Linked DNA regions of Homo sapiens: region 2 is linked to region 1. A link is a contact called in ENCODE Hi-C data. All regions are on one chromosome and are shown on one strand. The core of a region is the stretch at or near the end of the contact, and the rest is flanking DNA. Distances in the headings are between cores, read along the strand shown. Region 1 holds the start of PUS3 (pseudouridine synthase 3). Region 2 has its middle 51 kb from the start of CDON.

The links. A loop is a pair of places that touch in the nucleus more often than their neighbours do. Pooled maps may share reads with other maps.
Region 2: a loop to region 1 is called in a map of gastrocnemius medialis, with 3 times the contacts of the local background. The contact joins the enhancer-like site here to the promoter of PUS3 in region 1. A Hi-C loop is called at or near these places in 2 of 168 maps with a recorded cell type or tissue (ascending aorta and gastrocnemius medialis) and 6 of 50 pooled maps.

Annotation. Positions count from the first base shown.
Region 1 is chr11:125,900,751-125,907,672 of GRCh38, forward strand. It overlaps PUS3 (pseudouridine synthase 3), which reads right to left and starts at 2,456. Exons shown (of 4, transcript NM_031307.4): 1 at 2,420-2,456. DDX25 (DEAD-box helicase 25) reads left to right here and starts at 3,758. Exons shown (of 12, transcript NM_013264.5): 1 at 3,758-3,830; 2 at 4,462-4,528; 3 at 4,803-4,847; 4 at 5,324-5,459. The coding sequence starts at 3,768.
Region 2 is chr11:126,110,273-126,117,194 of GRCh38, forward strand. No RefSeq gene overlaps it. Among named protein-coding and RNA genes, the nearest start is that of CDON, 51 kb to the left of the region's middle. Within about 2 kb of position 3,484, at least 20 of the 41 ENCODE cell types and tissues checked have a DNase peak (open chromatin) inside an H3K27ac peak, as active enhancers do; they include ascending aorta and gastrocnemius medialis, where a contact is called at or near this core.

The sequences.
Region 1 (6,922 bases), core at 1,206-3,705:
CTGTAATCCCAGCACTTTGGGAGGCTGAGGCGGGCGGATCACGAGGTCAGGAGATCGAGACCATCCTGGCTAACACGGCGAAACCCCGTCTCTACTAAAAATACAAAAAATTAGCCGGGCGAGGTGGCGGGCGCCTGTAGTCCCAGCTACTCGGGAGGCTGAGGCAGGAGAATGGCGTGAACCCCAGGGGGCGGGGCCTGCAGTGAGCCGAGATTGCGCCACTGCACTCCAGCCTGGGCGACAGCGAGACTCCGTCTCAAAAAAAAAAAAAAAAAAAGAAGGAACAAAAACCTGCCTTTTACATAGTCCTAAAGGATGGGAGAGGTTAACAACATGGATAGCCTCATTACTAAAGGTGTACAACAAATCCAAGTAGCTTTAAAATACTTTCTAACAAATGCCCCAAAACAGTACCATATAACATACAGGATTCAAACTTGTTTTATTTCAGAATTATTTCATTAATATTTTGCCTGCCAGCTGTTATTTCTGGAATACCATTCTTTTTATAATTTGCCCCTGAGATTTTTGTAGGAATTATGCATCATTTGGAAGGGTATTCCTACTCCAGTAGAAATTCAAACTAGTAACATCTGGAATCAGATGCAAACATAAATACCAATATGAACCTAGCCTGTTTGGGTGCAGATCAAAATAGGAATTCTGCTCACCTTAAATTGTAATTTATCTGTTCTTGATATTTCTGACCCAACGGGGACCATCTAAAATCTGAAAGTTGTCAGTTTTAACACCAGAGGCCAGAAGAATGATAGTACAGTTTGCTTGTTCACAGAGAAAAAGTTCTAACATAAAGGTGAATGACCTTGACCGTTACTATCTGCGAAAATCATTTTCCCTGTAACATTTAAAGCCACATAATTCACACATTCACCCAGTTCTATTTGTTAGGCATTTGTCTGGAAAAGAAGTAATCAATGACTCAGGTACATGTAGGATATACTCACCGCAAAAAAGTAGAAACTGCAAACTGTCCACCAACAGTGGAATAGTAAATGTCTTTAAAGACATTAGAATATTAAATAGTCATTGGGAATCTTGGGAAAGTAATATGGGAAGGTGAAATTAAGTGACATGAATGTATCATAAACTATACAGGATGATCTCAGTACACACAGGGAAAGATCAAAACCTAACGAGTAGTGGGATTAAAGGTAATTTGTATTTATACCTCGACTTTTTATGAGGTCAAAAATTACATGGTGATTTTAACATGCAAAACACTCCAGTGATTATTTGGATCTCAAAGTCCAACATTACCAAAGTCTCCAAAGTTCAACTCCCGTGCTAACTAAAGAACTAGGCCAGGGAGTGAGTCTAGTTGGTCATAAGGCAGATTTGTGGCAAAAACAGGACTTGGTACACTACAGTGCTTTTTCCAGCACACCTTACCCTAATTCAGGGTGAAGTGCAGGAGTTCCCAAGCAGACGTTTAAAGTAACACCCTGGCCAGGGCTGCGAAGTAACCACAGAGAGGGAATTCGTGTGTCCCCTAAGCACCAATTACAAACTAAAACGGCCATCACCAGATGTTCCATACATTGGGCCAGGCGCCGTGGCTCACGCCTGTCATCCCAACATTTTGAGAGGCCAAGACGGGGTGGTGGCGGGGGGGAGGGGGGGTCGCTCGAAGTCAGGAGTTCGAGACCAACCTGGGCAACACAGCGAGACCGTGTGTTAATTAAAAAATTAAAAACTAGGCTGCCAAGATGGCGCACGCCTGCAGTCCCAGCTAGTTGGAGGCTGAGGTGGAAGGATCGCTTGAGCCCAGGAGGTAGAGGCTGCAGTGAGCAGTGATCACGCCACTTCACTCAGCCTGGGCGACAGTCTTAAAAAAAAAAAAAAAAAAGTCCTAATCTCAGGAACCAGTGGGTTAACACATAAATAGCATTCCTCTTGATAAACTTTATATTAATCCAAAGGGAAGAAGAGGGAGTACTGTCCAAAGGATTAGCAGACACGCACTATGATCACTAGAAAGCAATCGTGGTCTGTATGTAAGGCAATCCCCAAAATAATTTGAAAATTGCTGCCACAGCCTCCCACATACTCCTGGGTTCTCAACTTCTACTGTTTTATGAGCACCCAATTCTAAGTGGGGCAGCAGAGCACTTTTGTACTCCACAGTACAAGTACCACTGAAGCTCCCGTCACAACGGAATTAAAGACGACCCTACTGCGGCGAGTTTCCACCGAGAGCTCCAGAAAGTACCAGGCACAAAAGAAAAATACATGGTCTTAAGCGAGGTCTCATTTCCATACGGCAATGCTTTCCTGAAAAGACCAAAGTATGTGAAAGAGGGCAAAAAGAAGACAACAGACAACCGTTCAGCAGTGTGTCCATTTGTCCCTTCCCCTGTGGAACCCAGAAAGTAACCCACTCCAAAAATCCCACACTTACTTTCCGGCAGCCGGCCGCGCCGCGTTTCCGAGAAAGGAAGCTGTCACTGTGCGTCTTCTGCGCAGGCGCCCGAGCCCTCATGGGAGGTGTAGTCCAAGTTTGTGGGAAATGTAGTTCTGAGAACCGAGCTTGGTGCTAGAATCTACCTGAGGTTTTCTAGTCCAGCTACCGTTTCTCCGCCCACAGGGCAGAATCTGGGCCTGTGGCGGGACAGCAATAAAAGGAGGAATTGTAGTGCTACGCTAAAATAATAGAAAAAAGGTAATTTTTCAAATTCTGCTATCCTTATACGAAAACTAAAAGATTGAAGATCTTGGCTCGATTTTATACCTAGTTAAATGAGAAGAAAGTTACCATTGAGAGACAAAAACATTTACTATTAGAATTCAAATTAAAAGCTGAAATGAATATGATAATCTCAAAACAAACGACTAGGTGCCCTGAGAGTGACCGAACAGAGCGGGGAGCGTTGCTTCAGCACCACGGAGAGATCATGACTGCAGTTTCGTGTGGGTTTTTGTATTTTTGCCCCCAATTCCAGAAATGCTGATCAAAATCTCAAAATTACAATTAGAAAACTGGGGGGCGGGGGGGAGGTGGAATTTGGTTCTTTCGTCCAAATTGAGCGGTCATTAAATCATTAGTACCAGGGATCCAGGGATCTATACCGGATTATGCAAACGCATGTAGGACGTAGAGGTTATACCGAAAGGTAATGTTTTTAACAAGAGACCACATTTCAGAATAAAAGCTTTAAAAAGCCTATGTGGAACATCACAGGTATCTAGGGCAGGAACAGCAGTTAGAGCTTGAACAGTTCTGCTTCCTTTCCGCAACTGTGGCATTCGAGGTCATTCGTCATATCAAATTCATCAGATTTTGTCTCCACTTTGCTAACCAATTCGCTAACCTTTCTGACATCTTGTGATGTGGAGGCGGAAATTTCCAGGGAAACCGACACGGGGCGTAAAGCGCGGCGGGGAGTCCGGGGGGCTCCCGCCTGGAGGGCTGTGTGAGCGGCGGGCCGCGGGGCGGCGCGGGGGGCGCTCTCCACTCTGCGGAAGCTGCCCCCTCTGCCCTCCGGTCCGCGCCCTTTCGCCCCGCTCTCTGCCCTCCGCCCCGCTCTCTGCCCTCCGCCCCGCTCTCTGCCCCCCGCCCCGCTCTCTGCCCTCCGCCCCTTCCGCGCGCCACCCAGCCTTCCAGCGCCTGCGCGCCGCACCGCGGTGGTCGCGGGCGCGGACGCGGACGCCTGCCCCCTAAGGAAGCCCATTGGCCAGCGGATGGGGCCAGCACCGCCTCGCGCCGGTGGTGGAAGCACGTGCTGGGGGCGGGAGCAGCAATCGCAGCCATGGCGTCGTTACTGTGGGGAGGCGACGCAGGGGCGGCGGAGAGCGAGCGGCTGAACAGCCACGTAACCGCCACCGAGCCGGGGGGCCACAGCCGCGGGGGTGGAGCTCCCACTCGCAGAGGGAGATCGGCTGGGAGGGGAGGGAGAGCCCGCGAGCGTTCGAAGTGGGGCGTCAGATGCTGGAGGGGAGATGCGGGAAGGGTTTGGAAGAGGGCCACAGAGGGAGACCCCGTCCCCACCCCCACGAGAGGCAAGACCTTTGGTTAGAAAGGGCAAAAATGACGACCCCTGGAAATCCAGGGTGGGAACGCAGCTGGTAGTCCCAGCTAGACCCCGAGTTTTCTACTCTGCCCATTTGCCCATTAAGCCTCACCTCGCTTCCATCCATTTGCCAGCGCACTTTCCTAGCCACCCTCCCCTTGTTGGTGCCGTGAGCCCCAAGTACTGCCCAACTCTAAACTAGAGGCCTAGGAAAGAGAAACTGCATGTACAGGGAATACAGAAAATCTCCAATTTTAGGGTAACTCATACAGGAAACCCAACCTTGAAAGGAATCTGCTGCTACCTAATATTGCAAAGGAAGCAATACCCGGGTGTCCTTCCCTGAATCCCTCCCAGCCCCTGTGGTAGGGAAGCACTGGGCTGCTTGAGGGCTTGCATCCTAATATTGGTTGAAATTTGTGTCTCTCAATAGTTTTCAAACCTCAGCCAACCCCGGAAGAACCTTTGGGGTATTAAGAGTACTGCAGTCCGAAACATAGGTGAGTGCTGTTAGGGCAAAGCAGAGCGACCTCAATGATTAAAAAGTATTGTTTTGCTTTCATCACGTCCCTGCCAAGTGAAACACCGCGGATTCATTAGTGTGACATTCAGCACTCTCCATTACCTTCCCAATCGTTTCGTCCATTCCTCCATGAAATGACTCTTCTTGCCAGTAGACACTGAAGAGTCAGGAAGAAAAAATTGAATAGCATGCTTTACATTTGTGCTCAGCATTTGTCTTTACTTGTATTGTTTCTCTTCCATCCTTTCCAGATGGTTCTATTAATAACATCAATGAAGATGATGAAGAAGATGTAGGTAGGAGATGAATTCATTTGCATGTATCTACTAGCATTCTGTTTCCGTTTATAACTTTAATAGTGTGAGTGAATAATATAATCTCAATTGGAAAAGGCCTGTCTTTGCTTCTGTTTTCTTATAGTGACTATCAGGAGACACACTAAATTAGGAGTAAGGTGTATTTATTTAAAGGAAGTTGAAATGGAATATGCAGGGATTGGGTTCAGAACTTCCATCTGTCAAGGATTTGGTCTCATGGAGATGGACTTAGGCTACTTTGAAGTTAGAGGATGGTGAAGTAACAGAGCGTAAGAAACTGAATCCTCATAAAGAACGAATCCTCAGTGCTATATCATTCTTTCTGGAACCCTCTTTTAGAGGAAAAATGAGCGTAGGTGCAATTGCTTGGTATACAACCACTGAAAGAGAAAGAGCAACTTATTTGATGTCATTCAGGAAGCTTGATGTCCTCTTTTTTATTTTTGCTTTTCTAGTGGATTTGGCAGCTAATTCACTCTTAAACAAGTTAATCCATCAATCCTTAGTAGAATCCAGTCACCGTGTGGAAGTTTTACAGAAGGATCCCAGCTCTCCACTTTACTCAGTAAAGACATTTGAAGAGCTGCGGCTGTGAGTATTTTTACTCTTTTAATATGGGAAAAATGCTGAAAACCACAGAACAAACGCATCTGCTTATAGTAAAAACCATCAGGATCTCCTCTTTGTTTTCTGATATTCAATATTTTTTTTTGTTATTTGAGACAGAGTCTCACTCTGTCCCCCAGGCTGGAGTGCAGTGATACGATCTCGGCTCACTGCTCTACCTTACAGGTTCAAGCGATTCTCCTGCCTCAGCCTCCCGAGTAGCTGGGACTACAGGCATGCACCACCACGCCCAGTTAATTTTTAATATTCAGTATTAAAGTGAGATTTGTACATTTTCCATGCAATCAAAATATAGCTCAGGCCAGGCACAGTGGCTCATTCCTATAATCCCAACACTTGGGAGCTGAGGAGGGCAGATCGCCCGAGGGTCAGGAGCTTGAGACCAGCCTGGCCGACATGGGAAAACCCCCTCTCCACTAAAAATACAAAAAGTAGCCGGGCATGGTGGCGCGCACCTGTAATCCCAGCTATTCGGGAGGCTGAGGTAGGAGAATCGCCTGAACCCAGGAGGCAGAGGTTGCAGTGAGCCGAGACACCATTGCACTCCAAGCCTGGGTGACAGAGTGAGACTCCGTCTCAAAAAAAAAAAAAAAAAGGATATTCTAAAGAAGAACATTAGGATACTCAAGTTGCCTGGCAAATTGAGAACATTTTTGATAGTAAGATATTTTCATCCTGCAGTGCTCAGGGGGATAGATAGCTAAGCTAGGCACAGCCAGATTGCCCCTCTCCATATCAGAACCCAGATTCTGATGACCCAGACATCCTCCTTCACCCACTATAGATAAGTCACAAACTTTTACTTTCCTGATTATATTTTGTTTCAAATGATATTAAACTGAATAACTTTCCCAAATGGGTTTGCATTCCCTAGGGATTTATCATTTGACGCTAAAAAATGTATTTTTACAGAACGAGAAAAGCACTGAAACCTACTTATGTAAAGGGTAAAAATCCAAAATCCTAGTTCCCAGACATTTTCTAAATGGTAGAAGAAGCCTACCCATGATTTAAGATGGGCTACCAGTCCTCTACCAATTAAGCACACACAAATGTGCATGTCATTAAAAGTTGAAGTGTTGGCCGGGCGCGGTGGCTCACGCCTGTAATCCCAGCACTTTGGGAGGCCAAGGGGGGCGGATCACGAGGTCAGGAGATCGAGACCATCCTGGCTAACACAGTGAAACCCCGTCTCTACTAAAAATACAAAAAATTAGCCAGGTGTGGTGGCGGGCGCCTGTAGTCCTAGCTACTCGGGAGGCTGAGGCAGGAGAATGGCGTGAACCCGGGAGGTGGAGCTTGCAGTGAGCTGAGGTCGCGCCACTGCACTCCAGCCTGGGCGACAGAGCAAGACTCCGTCTCAAAAAAAAAAAAGTTGAAGTGTTGTAGTCCACTTGATTTATCCTCATTCTGGCATTTTTCTTAAG
Region 2 (6,922 bases), core at 2,234-4,733, 210 kb after region 1:
TGCAGCCGTCTCAAACCTCACTGCCCTTCTCAGCCTCCAAGGCCCACCTCCTTCTCTAGGGGCACCCACTCCCTCCTCTGCAACTCAGTTCTTTCTCGCCCCAGCCTCATTAGTCAAACAGAAAACAGAGGCCCATAGAAGGTCATTGACTCATTCTGGGTAACAGAGCAGTGTGAGGACTAACGTCTACTGCCTTAGACTCTGAGTAAAGCTGGAGACTCTGGCTGGACCCTTGGCACTGGAAAGAGGGACTGTCCCTGAGGCTGGGGTGACCTGGCATGTCTCTCCCAGTCTGGCCCACTGGCAGCTCCATGCCCAGCTCCACAGGCACAAGTAGGTCAAAGCCAGCCTCCCTGAGCAAAGCCTGCCTGACGCCTGCCCAGAACGCTTGCTGCCCCTCTCAGCTATCTGTCCAATGCACAGGCCTCTCTGGCACCATCCAAGGCTGCACACTGGCTCTTGCTACCTGCGTCCTGCATCTATGCCCTCCACACTCTGGGTCCCGGGGTCCTTGGTGACTCTCCTCTACAACACAGCAGCCTTGGGTTGTCTCTTTGCCTGGGTTTCAGTATCTTCCAGAGCTTTGGGAGGGAGAGCTTCCTTTCCCTCATCAGCCCAATGGAGCCCCGCTCAGTCAGGCTTGTGTAGCCTCCTGTGAAAGGGACTCAGTGTCTAGTGAGGGCCCATTTCCCGGTTCATAGATGGTGGCCTCTTGCTATATCCTCACATGGTAAGGGAGGCAGGGCAGCTCTCTGGGGCCTGTTTCATAAGTGCACTAACCCCATTCCCAGGGGCTCTGCCTCCATGACCTAATCACCTCCCAGGGACCCCACCTCCCAATACCATCACACTGGGGATTTTGTTTCAACACATGAATTCTGGAGAGACACAAACATTCAGACTCCAGCATTTCCAATACGACTCGAGCCCCACCACACCACCCAATTCTTGGCAGTCCCTTCCCTTGGCCCTTGTGGCTCCCAGAACCCACAGGGTCCCTGCACGCAAGGGACTGAGCCCCAGAGCCACACTGCGGCTGCCCTTTGACTTTTCCCAATGCCCTGTCCCATCCAGAGAATTGGACCTCCTTGGAATGATGCTGACCCAAAAGAAGGCTGATTTGCAGCACCCTCTGGGCTGCTGGCCCCGGGGCCGGTCCTCTCAGGGCCCAGCATGATGGCTGCCTCGCCCCAGCTCTCCTGTCTCACTCCAGACTCCCTCATGCCTTGGAGCTGAGCCTGCAGGAGCTGTGGCCAGGGCAGGTTCTGGACCCTACTCCACCTCCCTAGCCCCTCCTCTCTCCTCCAAGCAGTCCCGCAGTGGGTGCCAGCCCTGCCTGGGGCTCTGGCTGCATGACAATTTCCAGGCCTACCTTGCGTGGGGACTGGGGATTGGGCATGATAAGAAACAGCACATGACAGATGTAGAGGTTGGGAAGGTGGCCTGGGAAGGCCTCTGCAGTGTGGATGCAGAAAACTTGAAGCAGAGTGGCTGGCAACTGCCCAGTCCTGGGCTTCCCAGAATGAAGGGAAGCCAGACCTGGGGGTGGAGAGAGGGGCCAGAAGATGCCCTCATCTCCCATGGAGTCGCCTGTCTGCTCGCGGTGCTTTTTCCAAGCTGCTGGCACAGCTCCCTCGCAGGCTATTATTGTCAACACCCTCCCTGTTGCCTGGTGTCCCCATGGAGGGACACTGCCATTGGCCATGTCTTTGCCACACCCTGTCCTTGCCACATCCCAGAGACCTGGGAGAAAGGACTGGGGATTTGAGGTCCCCAGGCAGCCCATAATGCCGAGAGACCTCACTGCCCCTTAGCTGTCAAGCTCCTCTCTCCTTGGCTTCTCTTCTGTGAATTTGAGACCCCTCTCTGCCATTCTACCTATGTCTTCTCCAAAAGCCTAGGGAAGGAAGGATCTGAGTGATGGAGACCCCTCACTCCCACACACAGGAAACATCAGGATGAGAAGCCCACATCTCTCCTCACTGGTGTCTCCCAAACCCACCTTCTCAAGGGATCTTTAGCCCCCAGCCTAGCAGTAGGTAGCATGGGCTCATTTTGAACCATGAGCCCAGAGCCGGGCTGAGCCCTTTCTCCACTGAAGGCCAATCTCTTGCCTATCCCCTGCCACACAAGTTTCCCATCCATTCTGGAACACCCTTAGTCACAGACTGTCTGTGTGGACTAAGGGGAGGCTTAGGGTGGCAGTAGCTGGACACTGTCTATACCTATGTCACCGAGGGATGCAGGGGCAGCTATTTCCTGGAAGAAGAAAACAGAGAAGCCCAGAGACAGGCGGCGGGGAGACAGAGGCGGAGACCAAAAGCAGCATGACAGAGAGACAGGAGCTGGGGGAAGCAGAGAGGGCCAAATTGACACCACATGGCTGCCGCGCCAGACCCCAGGGCCCAGCAAACAGGCTTCATGCTGTCAGTTGCCATGGTGACAAACATGCAGGAAATATCCAAGATAACTAGAATAGTGGCAATAACATGTGTTCTGGATAAAACCTTCCGCGGCCCCACCCCCTCCAGTGTATTCGTTGCATTACTCAGGATAAACTTGGCTTTTGCACATTCACCTTCCCCGAGAGGCTGGGGCTGCGGGTCCTCGGGTTGTCGGGTGAAAGGCACGGCTGCCCTTGGGAAACGAGTGGACCTGAGGCAGATTTTTGCTCAGGAAAAAAAAGGTGTATTTTGTGCCTCTCACCTCACTCCTGCCTCTCCGAGTCTGGATTTGGGCACCCATATCCTTCTGCTCTGGAACGCGAAGGCCAAGAAGAGTCTGAATTCCTGTTTGAGGTCACATAGCAGGTCTGAGGACAGAGGGGACATCCTGGGAGGTCCTTCAGGAGCCCACAAAGCATCCCAAGGGAGTTCAAGATCCATCAAGAAGCCAAAGCTAACGTGAGGGCGCCTGAGGCCGTGTGCAAAGCTGGACACCCTGGCAGTGCCGGTGCCTCTGCTGGGGCAACACTGCCTCCACTCCCGAAGCAAGGGCAAGGTATCCCGGGGGAAGAGGCAGAGAAGGGAGGGAGGAACAGGGGCGCTTTGGGGCAGGTGACTCTGAGAAAAGGAAGAAAAGGACAAGTTTGGCCTGGTATTCACACAGAAAAGTGACTCCCACACCTGAGAGAATGGAAGGAAGTAAGGGGGACATCTCAGAAGAGAGCAGAGCCTCCTAGAAAGCACCCCCTATTCCCCCAGCTCCTAAAGATTGACAGAGGGTTGGGGGGGGCGGGCGTGCCAAAGTCACCACTAAAGGCCCAGCTGGAAGCCAGCCAAGACAGTTGGTGCCCACCAGACTGTTTGGATTCCCCCTGCACTCTCTGGGTTGCTGGCAGAAAAGATTCCGTGGAAAGGACGCGAGATTTCAAGTCCTGCCACCTACTGCCTGTACAACCTCAGTGAGGCCGGTGACTTCCCAGGGCTTCCATCCTCTGCTGGGTGGAGCTAACACTAACTTATCTCTCCAGGCTGCTAGGCGGAGTAAATGCCACAGGGCACGTGGGAGCACTTGGCACATTGTAAAGCTCTGTGTCCAAGCTGTTGAATGCTGTTGTGACTCAGGCAGAGAGCAGCAGGCAGGCCAGGGAGAGGTTGCAGGCAAAGGTTCATGTGAGGAGACTCTGGTTTTTCTAATGACACTACACCCAGATTTTCCGATCTAAACAACCAGCTTCAGTTGTGATTTCCCATGTTGGAAAGTTTCTGGAAAATGATCCATGATAGAAATGGGTTTGGGAATGGTCCACCTGGACACAGTGGCCCTTACTTGGCTTGGAGCATTCCCCTTGGGAATGCCAGAACCAATTCGTGGCCTAGTGGGACAAAGGGAGCCGTTCTACCCAATGACCCTTGCTCCTGACCCTCTTCAGTGACCACAATCCCAGCCAGCACCCCTCCACCCCCCACCACCAATCGGGAGCATGAGCCAGGTCTGGAAGCGGCCCTTAAATGACCTTTTAGACCCAAGTGAGGTTTCCCAGCTCCCTTGGGAATCTAGGGATCTTACAAACTGAGATGAAACCAGATTAGCTTCCATTTTTGCTGTTGGGAAGAGTGAAATTCACCCCACTCATCCCAAGTTCAAAGCCTTACTTTGGTACCATGTTGCAAGGAATGTGGATGGAGGTGAGACAGAGACAGGTAGGGAAAGCAAGAAATGGCTCAAGCCTTGGTGCTCAGCTTCCCCAGTAACTGCCAAGTGTAGGGAGGGACTGGCTCAGGGAATCCTGTTCCCCAAACCCAGGACCAAGACAAGACCACTGGAGGAGCAAGGAGCTGTCAGCCCCTCACAGGTGGCACACCAGCTGGGCATGCAGGGGAAAAGGCAGACCGAGGCTGGGCCCAGGACCTCCACCATCCTGGCTCCGGGGGAGGACAGCAGGAGGCCTGGTCGGCAGAACACCACCCACCACCTCCCCAGCTGGCTGCCTTCTCTGTATCTGGTTTCACTCTCTCCACACTTATTTGCCACACCAGCAGAAGAGGCAGCTTCAGTGGCAGAAGTCTGGGTGTGTGTGGTGGGGGTGGGGGATGATGGGGGCAGAGGTGGGTGGTGGAGTGATGGGGTAGAAGGAGGACCCAGACAATCCCAGTTGCTTCTCCAAACACTATCAGGAAAGTTCAGAGCAAATAAGAGCTCTAGATGGCTGGAGCCCAGAGGAGGGCCTAGTGCCTGCCTGCACCCTGTCTTCACAATTCCCTAGGGTGTTTGAGAGAAGCAGAGGCAAACTGTCCATTACAGAAAAGCCTTAACCTGAGAAGGGGGAACCCGGTCTCCCTTCCCTACTCCATAGCCCCAGCTGGGACTCCAGCCCAAGCGCCGTGGAAGGTGTGGGCAGAATACAGAGGCACAAAATCTGCCCCAAAGACTTCGGGGTATGGTGTTTCATGGTCCCAGGGTAGGGACATAGTGCCGGCAGCCACTTTTTTTCTGTTTGCCAAGGAGCTTTCTCCCTGGGGATTAACAGGGCCTTCCTGCCACCCCATCTGGCTGGTACAGGAGCCAGAACACCACCCCTGGCTGCCAGCCAGCCTGTGTCGGGGGAGCCAGGGCTCTCTCAGAGACTTACAGACGTGGTGCTGGGGCCTTAGGGCAGGAAGAGGGAGGCAGAGGCCTCTGGGGCCACCCAGCTGGGAAGTCCTGACCCTGAAATTCAGCCAGTCCCTACCTCTGGCCTGTGGCTGAGGGTGGACAGGGAGTCAGGAGGGTCTCTGTTTTGCCTTCCTCCTCTCTCTCTCTCTCTCTCTCTCTGTCTCTCACTCTCTCCTGAAGATAGGGAATATATAACCAATCTATAACCTGGAAGACTGAGGACAGGAGACTAGGAGGCAGTGGACTTCAGTCTTGGTAAGATGTGATCGCCCGTTGGAAAGGCCAAGCCTAACTAAGGGTGGACAAGCTCTTGGACAGGGTAGGAATGGGACTGAGAACCCACTGTCTCCTCCTCATACCACTGCCCACATTTTATCCACTTTCTCTCAGGGACCCCCGAGACCCCGTAGCCAGGAACCCTCCCCCAGCCCCATGAAGGGAAGGAGGGCCCACTGCCCTGTGGGGTAATGAGCAGCTCCACCCTGCTTGGGAGGAGGGTCAGTGAGAGAGCCGCTGGCACATCAAAGAAGGCAGGGCCTGTGTCCCGGAAGGCAGCTCTCAACAGCCAGCAGCACCCATAGAATGGGACCACGCCAGACGGCCCCCAAGACCAATTCTCATCTCACGCTATGTGCCCCCCACCAAACGGCTGTAGCCTGCACTTGTCTGTCCGATCACCCTTCCCTGCACTGTGCTGAGTAAACAAACACAGCACTCAGGCAGCCCTCTGCTGGCAAACACGTCTGACTTAGCAACCGCTCCTAGAATAAATAAACACCACACGCTTACACACACTCAGACACACTTGCTCGTGCTCTTTCCTGGAACCGGGGACTGCTCCCTGTCCCACGTGCGGCTCCCACTGGGCCCCAGCCTCAAACAGGCTACATCAGAGTAGTGCCTGAGACTGTCACCCTTTGCCTGGGTGTGGGGATGAGCTGGGGCCTCAGGTGCACAGAGACCTGGACCCAGGCTTGGAGCTTCCTCAGGCAGCCCACCAGTCCCGGGGGGGGTGGGGGGTGCTCTGTTAGGAGCCACTCATCCTGAGGGGACCACCGGAATGAGACTCTAGACACTTGGAACATTACAGAAGTAAAAAAACCTTCGACATGATCCAGTCACCGGCTCAACCAGCAAAACCTCCCGCAAGCAGGGGGTGACCCGAACCCCAAGGATAGGCCTCACAGAGCCTCACAGATCAGAACTCGGGCCCCAAATCCTTTCCACTTCCCCACAGAGGCCCCCCCTCCCCCCATCCTCTGGATTCTTTTCACAGTTGTGTCCCTTCGGGGCCGGGATAGTTTAAGGGGGAAAACACCACCCAGATGGCAGATTCAGAGATGACAATTGGGCAGTAAAGCCTCCCGCTTAGTCCTGGAAGGACCTTCTCAGCAAGGTCCTGCTGGCCTTTACCCTTCCCTGGGAGCTTCCCAGGAGGTATCCTTGCCCTCTCCTTGGGAAGGGTGGCGTCTTGAGACTGCCAGCCCTGCAGTAAGTGCCAGGTATCCCTAACAAGAAGTCAGATGAAAATGTCAGTTACCTGGAGGCCTGTATTAAATCTAGGGGAACAATACAGGAAAAATCACTTAGGCCAAAGAGACTGGAAGTTACCCCCAGGAATTTGTGTTTAATACGTAAGAAAATGCAGGCGCACCGAGGCAGGGGTGGTGGTAGCATCCATTCCTGCCTTGAGAGACAGCTACAGACCAAGACAGGCCTGGCATCCGGCAGAGTGGCACAGCAGAGGCATCAAAGCTTGAGCTTCGGGCAGATCTGGTTTCAGATCTCAGCTTTTCTCTTATTAGCTGTGGAGGACTGGGCAATT